Regions from separate parts of the Homo sapiens genome. Here region 2 is linked to region 1. The links are chromatin contacts, found by Hi-C or POLR2A ChIA-PET in ENCODE. All regions are on one chromosome and are shown on one strand. The core of a region is the stretch at or near the end of the contact, and the rest is flanking DNA. Distances in the headings are between cores, read along the strand shown.

Region 1 (5,694 bases), core at 2,212-4,711:
GGTGACAGAGTGAGACTCTGCCTCAAAAAAAAAAAAAAAAAAAAAAAAGATGGGATGGAGCAGGGAAAGCATTTTTTTTTTTTTTTTACAAAATGCCCATGTCTGTATATAGAAGGAATTATAGAGTCAGAAAAGCCAGAAAATTGCTATTTTGTAACACCATTATAATAAGGGATTCAGGTAACAATCATAGTTGGGTGTTAAAGCCATTGGTTAAAGGTTGTTGGGAAACAAGATATTCACGTGGTCTTAAATATTACTTAATTTCACTTATTTTAATATTATACAAAGAGAAAAGTGTATCTTTCTGATAGGGAGATCTGGTAAATACCATCTAACCAAATAACCAAATTTAGCATCACCTATCATCGGACAGACTGACATGACGTGTCTTCTGATGTGATGCAACAGGAAGTATGCAACCTCACCCATGCAGTAGTGTTGCCAAAATTGTCTAATCTGAGTCAAATAATGGAAACAATCAGACAAATCCAGAAAGACATCCTTCAAAACATCTGACTGGTACTCTTCAAAACTTTTACTGTTGTAAAATGGGAAGAATGTTCTAGGATCTAAATCTAGATTAACATTCTAGAATTAATGTTGTAGCATTTGGATTAAAGGAAACTAGTGACTGGCAACTAAATGCAGTGTATAGTCCTTGATTGGGTCCTGGCTTTTAAAAACAAGTATAGCACAATTTAAATGTCTACCCACTATCAAATAGATAAAATATAGATGAACCCTGAAAACATTATACTAAGGGAAAGAAGCCAGACACGGACACATATTCTGTGAGTCCATTTCTATGAGATTTCCATAATAGGCAAATCCACAGAGACAGATTAGTGTTTGTCAGGAGCTGCAGGGAGGTGAAGAATAGGGAATGACTGCTAATGGGTGCAGGATTTTTTTCTAGGTGGATGAAAATGTTCTAGAATTAGATAGTAGTGATAGTTGTGTAACCTGTGACTGTTCTAAAAACCTGAGTTGTACCCTTGAAAAGGGTGAATTTTATATGTGAATTATATCTCAATTTTATAAAAATATCTGAAATTTTAAAATCAGAGACAAAGTTTAAAAGGCTATAACGGGGCCGGGCGCGGTGGCTCACGCCTGTAATCCCAGCACTTTGGGAGTCCGAGATGCATGGATCACAAGGTCAAGAGATCCAGACCATCCTGGCCAACATGGTGAAATCCTGTCTCTACTAAAAATACAAACATTAGCCGGGCGTGGTGGCGTGCACCTGTAGTCCCAGCTACTCGGGAGGCTGAGGCAGGATAATCGCTTGAATCCGGGAGGCAGAGGTTGCAGTGAGCTGAAGTCGCACAACTGCACTCCAGCCTGGCGACAGAGTGAGACTCTGTCTCAAAAAAAAACAAAAACAAAAAAACCCTATAATGGACATTGGGACAATTGGGGAAATTTGAATGAGCTGTCTATTAGGTAATTTTTTTTCAATGTTAAATGTCTTGTATGTTCTACCTTTTAGGAAATATTTAGGGATCATTGTGCTTCACTTTCAAATGTATCAGAAAAAATTATTGGGAGAAAGCAAATGTGGTAATATTGTAATACAGTTGAACCTTGAATAACAGGTGTTTGAACTGCTATGGTCCAGTTATGCTTGGAATTTACTTCCACTTCTGACATCCCTGAGACAGCAAGACAACCCCTCTTTTCCCCTCCTCCCCTCCCTCCTCCCCTCCTCCCCTTCCTGCTTCCCCCCTTCCCTCCCTGCTTCGCCCTCTCCCCTCCTTGCTTCCCCCTCCCCTCCTTCCCTCCCTGCTTCCCCCTTCCATCCTCCTCCCCTCCCTGCTTTCCCCTTCCCTCCTCCCCTCCCTTCTCCCCCTCCTTCCTCCCTCCCTCCTCCTTCTCCTCTTCTTCCCTCCTCTTCTTCCTTTTCTGCCTACTAAATGTGAAGACCTTTATGATGACCTTTGTGATGATCCTTTTCCACTTAATGAATAGTAAATATATTTTCTCTTCCTTATGATTTTCTTAACATTTTCTATTTTCTAGCTTACTTTATTGTAAAAATACCACATATAATACATTTAACCTACAAAATATGTGTTAATCAACTGTTTATGTGATTGGTAAGACTTCCAGCCCACAGTAGGCTCTTAGTAGTTAAGTTCTGGGGGAGACAAAAGTTATACTCCATTTTCGGCTGTGTGGGGGTCTTAACCCCCATGTTGCTCAAAGTTGAACTGCAGTTGGTGATTTAGGTAAAATGCATATAGGAGTTCATTGTATTATTCTTTTAGTTTTTTTGTAGCTTAAGCTTTTCAAAATAAAAAGATGGGGGTTGGTGAGACCACTTACTGAGTGTCTATGGCAAACCAGATAGGAGGTTGTAGATTCCTGTGGATTGTGACAGGGATATTAGGAATATTAAGGCATATCTCTACCTCCTTTTTGAGTGAATCCTCAATGGAGAGTGAATTGTATGCTTCCGTTCAAAATTTTCTCTTGGTTCTACCAGCATCAGAGACAGAAAGTTAGGCTGTTTGTCTTTTGGAAAAGTCATTCTGTGCTTGCACTTCCTAGGTATAGTGGGTGTCCTTAATCACGTTGTCTGATTTAATAGCATTGGGGGTCTTAAAAATCTTCCAAATAACTAGTGTTAACTTTATTAATGAAATTGAAAGGGTGATGAGATGCAAGTTGGTCGGGGGTGGGGGTGGTGAAGGTCTAAGAACAACAAAGAAGAAGAGGTGGGCCATGGGCCCCTTTAGTGGGGAAAGCAAATGGTCAAGGCTAAGAACCCAAAGCTTGGCTGTTGAGTTTGGGTAATAAACGGGAAGTGAGGCAAGCCAGTGCCCCAACCCCATCTGCAGGCTCTAAGTAGTAAAATGAATCCATGGGAGCGTCTCTGTTCAGGCCCCAGGTGCTCCTGGCTAGTGGTTAGGAAGCGGGTAAATTGGTGTCTCCTATTGTCCCACCTATTCACAGTTACCCCTCTTAACCACGGAATCATTGTCATCTGTTCAGCCATTTTTCTGTTATTTGATATTTGTTCTTTTTGCCTCAAGGAGGCTAGGAGAGTGCCCTATAGAGCTGAACTAAATAGCATGTACATTTGGACAGAGACTCAGGGTCTCACTTGGGAGCGGGGGCTGGGGGTATGGAAGTGGCTGAGCAGCAGCAGCAGCGACATAAGGAAGTTTTTGTGAGGCTGACTAGGGAGGGTGGGGAAGACTGGATTTCTGGTTCACCCCGACCACTGGTGCTTTCTGTTTTTAAAACAGACGTGCTTCATCCTTCCCAGAGCAGGGGCCAAAGATGGGAACTCGAAATGCAAAGTCCCAGCCGGGGAAATTAAGCTGCAAGAGCTCAACGCCTGAAAAATATTGACTGTTTCTTTTTTTAAGCTAATATTCCAAATTTCTTATGAAAGTCAACTTAGACATCCAGGACACAGGAAACAAGGCAAGAGGCCGCAGCCAGCTGCCTCAGAGGACCCGGGACACTTTCTTAATAACATCCAGATGGTTCCACAGGAATTGCTAACATCTTGAAAAAAAAAAAATCAGCTGTGGGAGAAATCGAGATTCAAGTGGTTTAGGAAGGACAGCCTGGAGGAGACTCCCAAGGGACTGAGAGTGGGTCTGAAATAGAAACCTCTCTGGTGGGATGACTGCTTCCTACAGCAAGGCTGGAGAGGACTGGGTGTAAAAATCCAGGGCTTCTCTTGGAGACTTAGGGTTGGCAAGGAGCCTTGACAGAACTGGCCTCCTAGTCATGTTAATCCATTCACTAGCCTGGGGTTGCAATAACTTTTTACATTATTTTTTCTGTTACATTTACTTCACAATCTACTGTATCTGTTAGGTTCTGCAGGCACAGGGCTCAGGGCCAACAGGTTTTTGAGGGCCTATAGCAATATTTAGCCCTGAAAAAATGTTACATAGATAGTATATATAAAATCCTATATATGATATGCATCTATATAGACAGCAAAATATATTTATTTATTTTTTATTGATTTATTTTTTTGAGACAGAGTCTCGCTCTGTCGTCCAGGCTAGAGTGCAGTGGCACGATGTCAGTTCACTACAACCTCTGCCTCCCAGGTTCAAGCGATTCTCCTGCCTCAGCCTCCTGAGTAGCTGGGATTACAGGCACCTGCCATCACGCCCAGCTAATTTTTTTGTATTTTAGTAGAGATGGGATTTCGCCATGTTGGCCAGGCTGGTCTTGAACTCCTGACCTCAAGTGATTCAACTGCCTCGGCCTCCCAAAGTGCTGGGATTATAGGCGTGAGCCACTGGGCCCAGACTTAGACAGCAAAATATAAATATATTTTCCAACAAATGAAAGAACCCCACCCCCCAAATTTAGTGGATTAAATGCCTATAATAGCTAACCGATTGTATCAACTCCATCAGTTCTTAAGTTTAGTATTCGTTAAAAGCTTTATTTCATTTGGAAACAATCTGTATGTTAGATTTTCTCATTTCTGAGGAATTGTTTCAACATCACCTCCTTGGAGCCCAATAATTTTAAAAGCAAAATTTTTGAATCCTTCCATAGTTATGCTGCATGCTGTGGAATGAAGAGGCTGCGGCTCACCAAGGCTCACAAAGACCTTACCACGATCCCGGGTGTTCAGAAGAGGTGTGTGTTTCTTCCTTCCTCCCTCTCGTCACAGTTGCTGTCCCCCAAGGAAGAGGAAATGACTTGCTTGTGGAATCCGTTTGCAAGCAAATCACTTATTTGGAACCAAAAATGGGGGAGAAGGAAGTAGGAGCCATAGACTCAGGGCTTGATCAGGATTCCGCAAGCCTTAGAGTTTTCCACTCCCCACAACATACCTCTCACCTGGGCCATTTAGAGGCATCTCCTGCCTCCCACTCTGTCTCTGCCTGAGGTCTACACTCCGCGCCCCCCCACCACCCCCCAGCCCGACCCCCACTTTAACAGGATTCAACTCCTTTGTCTGACTGTGACCACAGGTGATGAGAGCTGGGAGGGCGAGTTGGTTGGCCTTTCTTGCAGCTCCCACATTCTAAATCAGGAAGCATGCAGGAGTGGAGAATGAACAGCAAGAATATACACAGCCTGGAACTTCCAGTCTGAAATGTCTAGGGCATTTAGTATGAAAAATCTGTTCATAACTGAAAAAAGAAAACACCTAATGCAGGAACCAGAATTTTCTGCAACAAGCAACATTACCAAAAAAAGACCAGCCAAGAGGGCTTGCCAGAATTGGCTATAGAGCGTTATACCAGGTAAACTCGTCAGATGGAACCATGTCTTTCCTTTGGGAGAACACTGACATTTAGGCTTTGGCTTCTTGAGATTCTGCTGGAGGACTTTTCAGAGGAATGCAATGACTCCTTCCTTCCTCCCTGAACTGAAATCCGGGCTATTACAATTCCAAATGGACACAGAGTCCTGCCAAGTTTATAGGAAATTGGAATGACAGCTTGGGTTCCCACCACTAGGGATAGCAGAAGCTGAATGCTCAGAGAATAAGTAACATTTCCCTGGTGATTCCCAGTGTGTCTATTTTTATTTTAAGGAGTTCTGTGTTTTCATTCAGTTTTGTGAATGGAGGAATCCATATGGAATTTTCACCAACTCTACTAAAATAAAAGCATGTAACTTTTCAGCAGTGTACTGAAATATCCACAAAGATTCAAGGTTAGGTTGGAAAGAATTCCAGACATTCACTTTTGAAGA
Region 2 (5,694 bases), core at 1,730-4,229, 150 kb before region 1:
AGATTCCTAGAGTGTGAATGATGTGAGCTTGCCTTGGGGTGAAGGCTGCTGGAGTCAGCTCTTTCCGATCCTGGCTAGTTTTCTGCTCCTAATAAAGGCTTCTTTCATGGCTGGGCAAGAGGAAGACTCAGATGGCCCTCCGTGGACAAGGGTTGGTTCCCGAATCTGTCCCAGGTAACTTCTTGTTCCTCTGGGTCTCTGTGTGTAATATCCCCAGAGACAGAGGCCAAGAGAGGGGAAAGTGACTACACTTACACTGCAGGCCAGCGGAGGGGGTGGTCAATAGCTGGTACTTCCTCTTCCAGCTCTTTTAAAGCATTTTAAAATTGGATTAGTGTTTCAACAAACACTTGAAGGTTTGCTTTCCTCGGAGAGGCCCGAAGGGCTGAGGAAGAGCCTTCATCTGTTTACTTTTTCTTTATGTGGAAATCTACTTGGGCTGTTTCTACAACTAGCTTGCCCCTCTCCCTTGGTGCCCCCTCCACCAGGTAAACCTCACCCCCTAACTTCCAGGCAGGTCTGCATTCACCCTCAGGGCCCTGGCCCACCATGGCTTTCTGGGTTGGCTGAATCCTCGTGCCCTCCAGGAGCACTTTGGAGCAGCAGGGCTCAGGCAGCTCTCTCTGACCTGTGCCAGCCTTGAAAGTTTTCCTGGAATGAAGAAGTGAGCTGACAGTGGACAGTCCTGTGTACTTCATCTGCTTCTTGCAGGGAAACCAACAGAAGCGGTCTCTTTCCTCCTGTGGGTAGAGAAAGCCAGGAAGATGGGGCAAAGCCTTGGGAAAACAGGTGGCTCTCAGCCCCACCAGAGCTCTTTGTCCTCATCCTTTTTATTTAAGCCCCTGCTTGGAGCCAGGCAGTGTGTGTGTGTGAGAGAGTTGTGCAAACAGATATGTGCATGGATGTATGTACAGAGGAAAAAAAGACTGGGGCAGGGCATTGTGGAGCTCTGAAAGGGAAGGAGGGCAGGCGGTCAAAGTAGACTTCTATGTTTTATTCTGTGTATTAGTATATTATATATGAACACATTTAAAGTACATATTGAATAATAAGAGAATTATCCTCTGAGATCCATGTGATCACTGTTAACTGAAGTACAGGGTCAAGCCTTGGAAGATTCAGGAATGACTTCCCAGAGGAGGTGGCGGGCAAACAGAGATCACAGGATAAGTGGAGGTAGCTGGATTCATTTTATAGACATTTGTTGAGTGTCTGTTGTGTGTCAGATACTATTTTTTTTTTTATTTTTTTTGAGATGGAGTCTCGCTCTGTCTCCCAGGCTGGAGTGCAGTGGCATGATCTTGGCTCACTGCAACTGCCGCCTCCCGGGTTCAACTGAGGCAGGAGTGCCTCAGCCTCCCGAGTAGCTGGAACTACAGGTGTGTACCACCACGCCCAGCTAATTTTTGTATTTTTAGTAGAGACGGGGTTTCACTGTACTGGTCAGACTGGTCTTGAACTGACCTTGTGATCTGCCTGCCTCGGCCTCCCAAAGTGCTGGGATTACAGGCGTGAGCCACTATGCCCAGCCCCAGATACTATTTTAGAAGCAAAGGATCTAGCAGAGAATAAACACATAAAGATCTTGCCATTGTGGAACTTACAGTCCAGTGGAGGGAGAAAGATGAACAAAAAGATCATATGATGTCAGGTGGTATTAAAGAAGAATTAACACTTATGGTAAGGAAGACTTTATTCAAGACTATTGCAACAGGAGTTGACTTTTTTTCTTTTTTTTTTCTTTGAGATGGAGTCTCTGTCACCCAGGCTGGAGTGCAGTGGTGCGATCTCGGCTCACTGCACCCTCTGCCTCCCAGGTTCAACCGATTCTCCTGCCTCAGCCTCCTGAGTTGCTGGGATTACAGGCACATACCACCACACCTGGCTAATTTTTGTATTTTTAGTAGAGATAGGGTTTCACCATGGTGGTCAGGCTGGTCTTGAACTCCTGACTGACCTCAGGTCATCCACCCTCCTCATCCTCCCAAAGTGCTGAGATTACAGGCATGAGCCATTGCACCCGGCCTAGGAGTTAACTTTTGCAATAGAGGAAGGAGGTTGAGTTCATCACTGAATCCAGCAAAGACCTAGTTGGGCATTTATAATCAGAGTGAGGGGGTCATTGGGTGGAAAATCACTAAGAGAAGACACGAAGGGTAGGGGAACTCTTGCTAAACCAACTCAACAGGATTCTGTGGAAGGCAGGCCAAGGACTTACACATTAAAAGTGGGGGATGAGGAACTTGGTCAGATATTGAGGGTGGGGGAATGACTCAGCTGAATTATTTGCTAAAGGCAGGCCACATGAAGAAGAGGATCTAGAGGAGCCTGTCTAAAGTTTGGTCAAGGAGAGAGTCTTTGTTGGTGCTGTGAAGCAAATGAAGCAGCTGTGGGATAGTGAGGCTACAGAGTGACAGGTTAGGCCCTTTTTTTGTTTTTGAGATGGGTGTCTTCTTCTGTTGCCTGAGCTGTGGTGCAATGGCTTGATCATAGCTCACTGCAGCCTCGAACTCCTGGGCCCAAGCAATCCTCCTGCTTCAGCCTCCTTACTAGCAGGGACAACAGGCACCTGTCATTGTGTTTGGCTCATAGGGGTGCTTTTTAAATTTAATTTAGTTTTATTTTTGAGGTGAAGTGTTCACTGTGTAGCGACACGATCTCGGCCCACTGCAATCTCCGTCTCCCAGGTTCAATCAATTCTCCTGCCTCAGCATTCTGAGTAGCTGGGATTACAGCCGTCCTCCACCACGCCTCACTAATTTTTGTATTTTTAATAGAGACAGGGTTTCACTATGTTGGCCAGGCTGGTCTTGAACTCCTGACCTCAAGTGATCCACCCGCCTTGGCCTCCCAAAGTGTTGGGATTACAGGCGTGAGCCACCGCACCCGGCCTGCAGTGCTTTTTAATACTCAGTGTTAGCAAGGTCTTTAGGGCTGAAATCTGGATCATGTGTCAGAGCCAGACTTTCAAATGGCCCCCCTAGAGGGTGTGTTCTGGGTAAAGGAAACAGCCTGTACAAAGGCCCTGAGGGGTGTGTTCAGTGTGTTTGAGCAACAGTGAGGAGGAGGGGGTTTGTAGGGGAAGAGTGATAGGAAATAAGGTTGAAGAGGGTGGGGTGAGAGTAGATCATGCAGGCCTTATAGGATGTGATAAAAAAGGATGAGAAAGAAAGCTGGGAGGAAGGATAATTTGGATTTAGGGTAAGGGACAGCGTTGCTCATCTACAGGACCACAAGGGGTTCTGTGCTGCAGGGGCATAAGAAGGAGCATGTGCCATGTGGGGAATGCAGGGAAGCAGGGCAGAGGGACGTAGGAGAGGAAGATTAAGAGCCAAGGGGGAGGGGCAGGCAGGCAGGTCCTTTTCCATCTTTTCAGTCAGGGTTTCTCAATCATTTTAATGAGAGCCTCAGCCCTTGCGTAAAAATCAAGCAATAAAGGGAGGAATGCCTCTCTGTTTAACTTGAAGGAGAGCTACAGAAGATGGAAAAGAGGGTTAGTTGAAATAAAGTTGGAGCTGATCTCGCTTGGCTGGCTGCCCTTTCTATAAATATCGCCCTCCCAGTCCTGGAAATGCAGCAGTTAGGGTCCTTGTGAGCTACTGAGGAACATCCTTCCTGTTCAAATGCCCAGGACTTGGCTGCCTGTGCACTTCCATATGCAAAGTGCCTAGAAGCTGGGGAGAGGGAGAGTGCAGGGTCAAAAGTGGGGAATTCTGAGCCCACTCCTTTTACCCCCTGGGGGTGGCCTCACTTCCTCTGGGGGCTCTGACAGCTCTCTGGCCTGTCTTCAGCTTAGAAATCTGCAAAAGTCATTGGCCAGGCTCAGGAGAACTAATCCTTTGTGCCAGAGGTATGGTGGTATGGTGGGGAGCTAGCTCCTCGCTGGTGCTGAGCCCTGCTGCCCCTGGGGTTTTACTGGGAGAGAGGGAGAGGGTGGAGGGGCTAGTGTAATTCGGCAATTTGTGAGTTAAAAAGCAGATGAGAACCCACAGAGTAACGAGACATTCTTCTCTTTGCATGCAAGATTCTGCTGAATGTTGGAAGAGGAAGGAATATTTTTCTTGCTTTTCAGACATGACATCCTGTGAGGGGAAGATTTGGAACAGATGGGGGCCAGGGGAGCCTCACTGTATTTGCTTGTTTCACCACCACCTCCTCCCTCCCACAACCAGAAATGTCTTTTTCTTCCCGCCTAGGGAAGTTAATGTAAAGGCAGGTAGGGGGGATGTCCTGTAGATTAGGAAAGTAAGTTATCAGGGGTCAGGGAAAAATAATCCATTAGGTTTCCAGAAAGAATCCACTTTTCATTGCAGTCTCCTTCTAGGTCCAAAGATAGACAACTAACTCAAAATTGTATCTTCGCTTTAATCACTGCTCTGGTGATATTTGCATTAATGAAAGAGAAAAGAAAGCATCCCCAACAGATGGAAAAGGCGGCTCTCTGACTAGTGAAAGGTAAGGAATTTTTCTGAAATCTTGGGTGCACAATGTGGGAAAAACAAAATTGGTAATGTCTCATGGGATCAGCGCAGGCATCTGCACAGTTTTCACTCCGACTTCTGTCTGTCAGATTGACTGCATTAGAGAAGACCGTAAATGTGGTGATGGAAGTGGGCTGTGACACACTTGACTGGCTGTAGCAGTGTTCCTGGTAGAGCCACATTCCCAGCACAGCTGTGGGTAGCTGGGCAGCTAGTATGATGTTAGTCCCCAAATCACAGCCGATTCTTTCTGCTGTCAAATATACAGCCCCTGAGCCCCCTTCCCCTGAACCTGGAAGGGGGTTCTGCTGGTGAAGTCAGATGGCCTTGTTAGCCAGGGTGGGCCAGTCTAACTGCCTGTTGCATCTTGTCTGTTCCCCAAAGACAGCTTGGCTTGATGTGATGTGAAAAGGATGGGGCAGAAGGAGAAGGGGACAGATTCTGTGCTTTCCTTCTGTCGTTCTTTTTTGGCTGGTGGGAGCCTGTGTTGTTTTTCTCTTCCTTCGTAGGAGGGGATTTTGAGTTCTGGGGTCTGGCTGAGGAGACACGTGCCAGAGTGTCTGGCCCTTTTGGGTCAGGCTGCCTGACTCTGGCACACAGTTCTGGAAGGATGTCCTGGAGAGCTGGTTTACTGAGGCAACAGCTGCAAGCTAACTAGGGAAAGAGAAGAGGAAAGTACTAGGTTGCTGTGTGCTCAGGATCCCCGGTTGAGATATGGAGAATTATGTCTGGGGAACAAAACCTAACAGGCTGTCCTCATCACATGAGATATGTTCCCAGGCTGGAGTGCAGTGGCGTGATCTTGGCTCACTGCAGCCTCTACTTCCTGGGCTCAGGAGATCCTCCCACCTCAGCCTCCCAAGTAACTGGGACTACAGGCACGTGGCACACCCCATGCTTGGTTCTTTCTTTCCTTTCTTTTCCTTCTTTTCCTCCCTTCCCTCCCTTCCCTTTCCTTCCCTTTCTTTCCCTTTCCTTCCCTTTCCTTCTCTCCTTCCTTCCCTCCTTCCTTCCCTCCTTCCTTCCTTCCTTCCTTCCTTCCTTCCTTCCTTCCTTCCTTCCTTCCTTCCTTCCTTCCTTCCTTCCTTCCTTCCCCAGGCTGGAGGCTGGAGTGCAGTGGCACAATCTTGGCTCACCGCTGAGATCAAGCAGTTCTCCTGCCTCAGCCCCCTGAATAGCTGGGACTACAGTTGTGCACCACCGTGCTTGGCTG

The links. Hi-C counts contacts between places; a loop is a spot of excess contacts on that map. ChIA-PET counts read pairs that join two places held with the same protein, here RNA polymerase II (POLR2A). Pooled maps may share reads with other maps.
Region 2: a map of G401 shows a loop between it and region 1 (3-fold over the local background). The contact joins two enhancer-like sites. A Hi-C loop is called at or near these places in 4 of 168 maps with a recorded cell type or tissue (A673, Calu3, G401 and 1 more) and 7 of 50 pooled maps. POLR2A ChIA-PET finds 5 or more read pairs at or near these places in 1 of 52 experiments (K562).

The regions. Positions count from the first base shown.
Region 1 is chr5:142,537,724-142,543,417 of GRCh38, forward strand. No RefSeq gene overlaps it. Among named protein-coding and RNA genes, the nearest start is that of FGF1, 150 kb to the right of the region's middle. Within about 2 kb of position 3,462, at least 10 of the 41 ENCODE cell types and tissues checked have a DNase peak (open chromatin) inside an H3K27ac peak, as active enhancers do; they include A673, where a contact is called at or near this core.
Region 2 is chr5:142,386,597-142,392,290 of GRCh38, forward strand. The region is part of intron 3 of SPRY4-AS1 (SPRY4 antisense RNA 1); the gene reads left to right. Among named protein-coding and RNA genes, the nearest start is that of SPRY4-AS1, 64 kb to the left of the region's middle. RefSeq lists enhancers at 2,010-2,511, 5,394-5,694. Within about 2 kb of position 2,980, at least 8 of the 41 ENCODE cell types and tissues checked have a DNase peak (open chromatin) inside an H3K27ac peak, as active enhancers do; they include A673, where a contact is called at or near this core.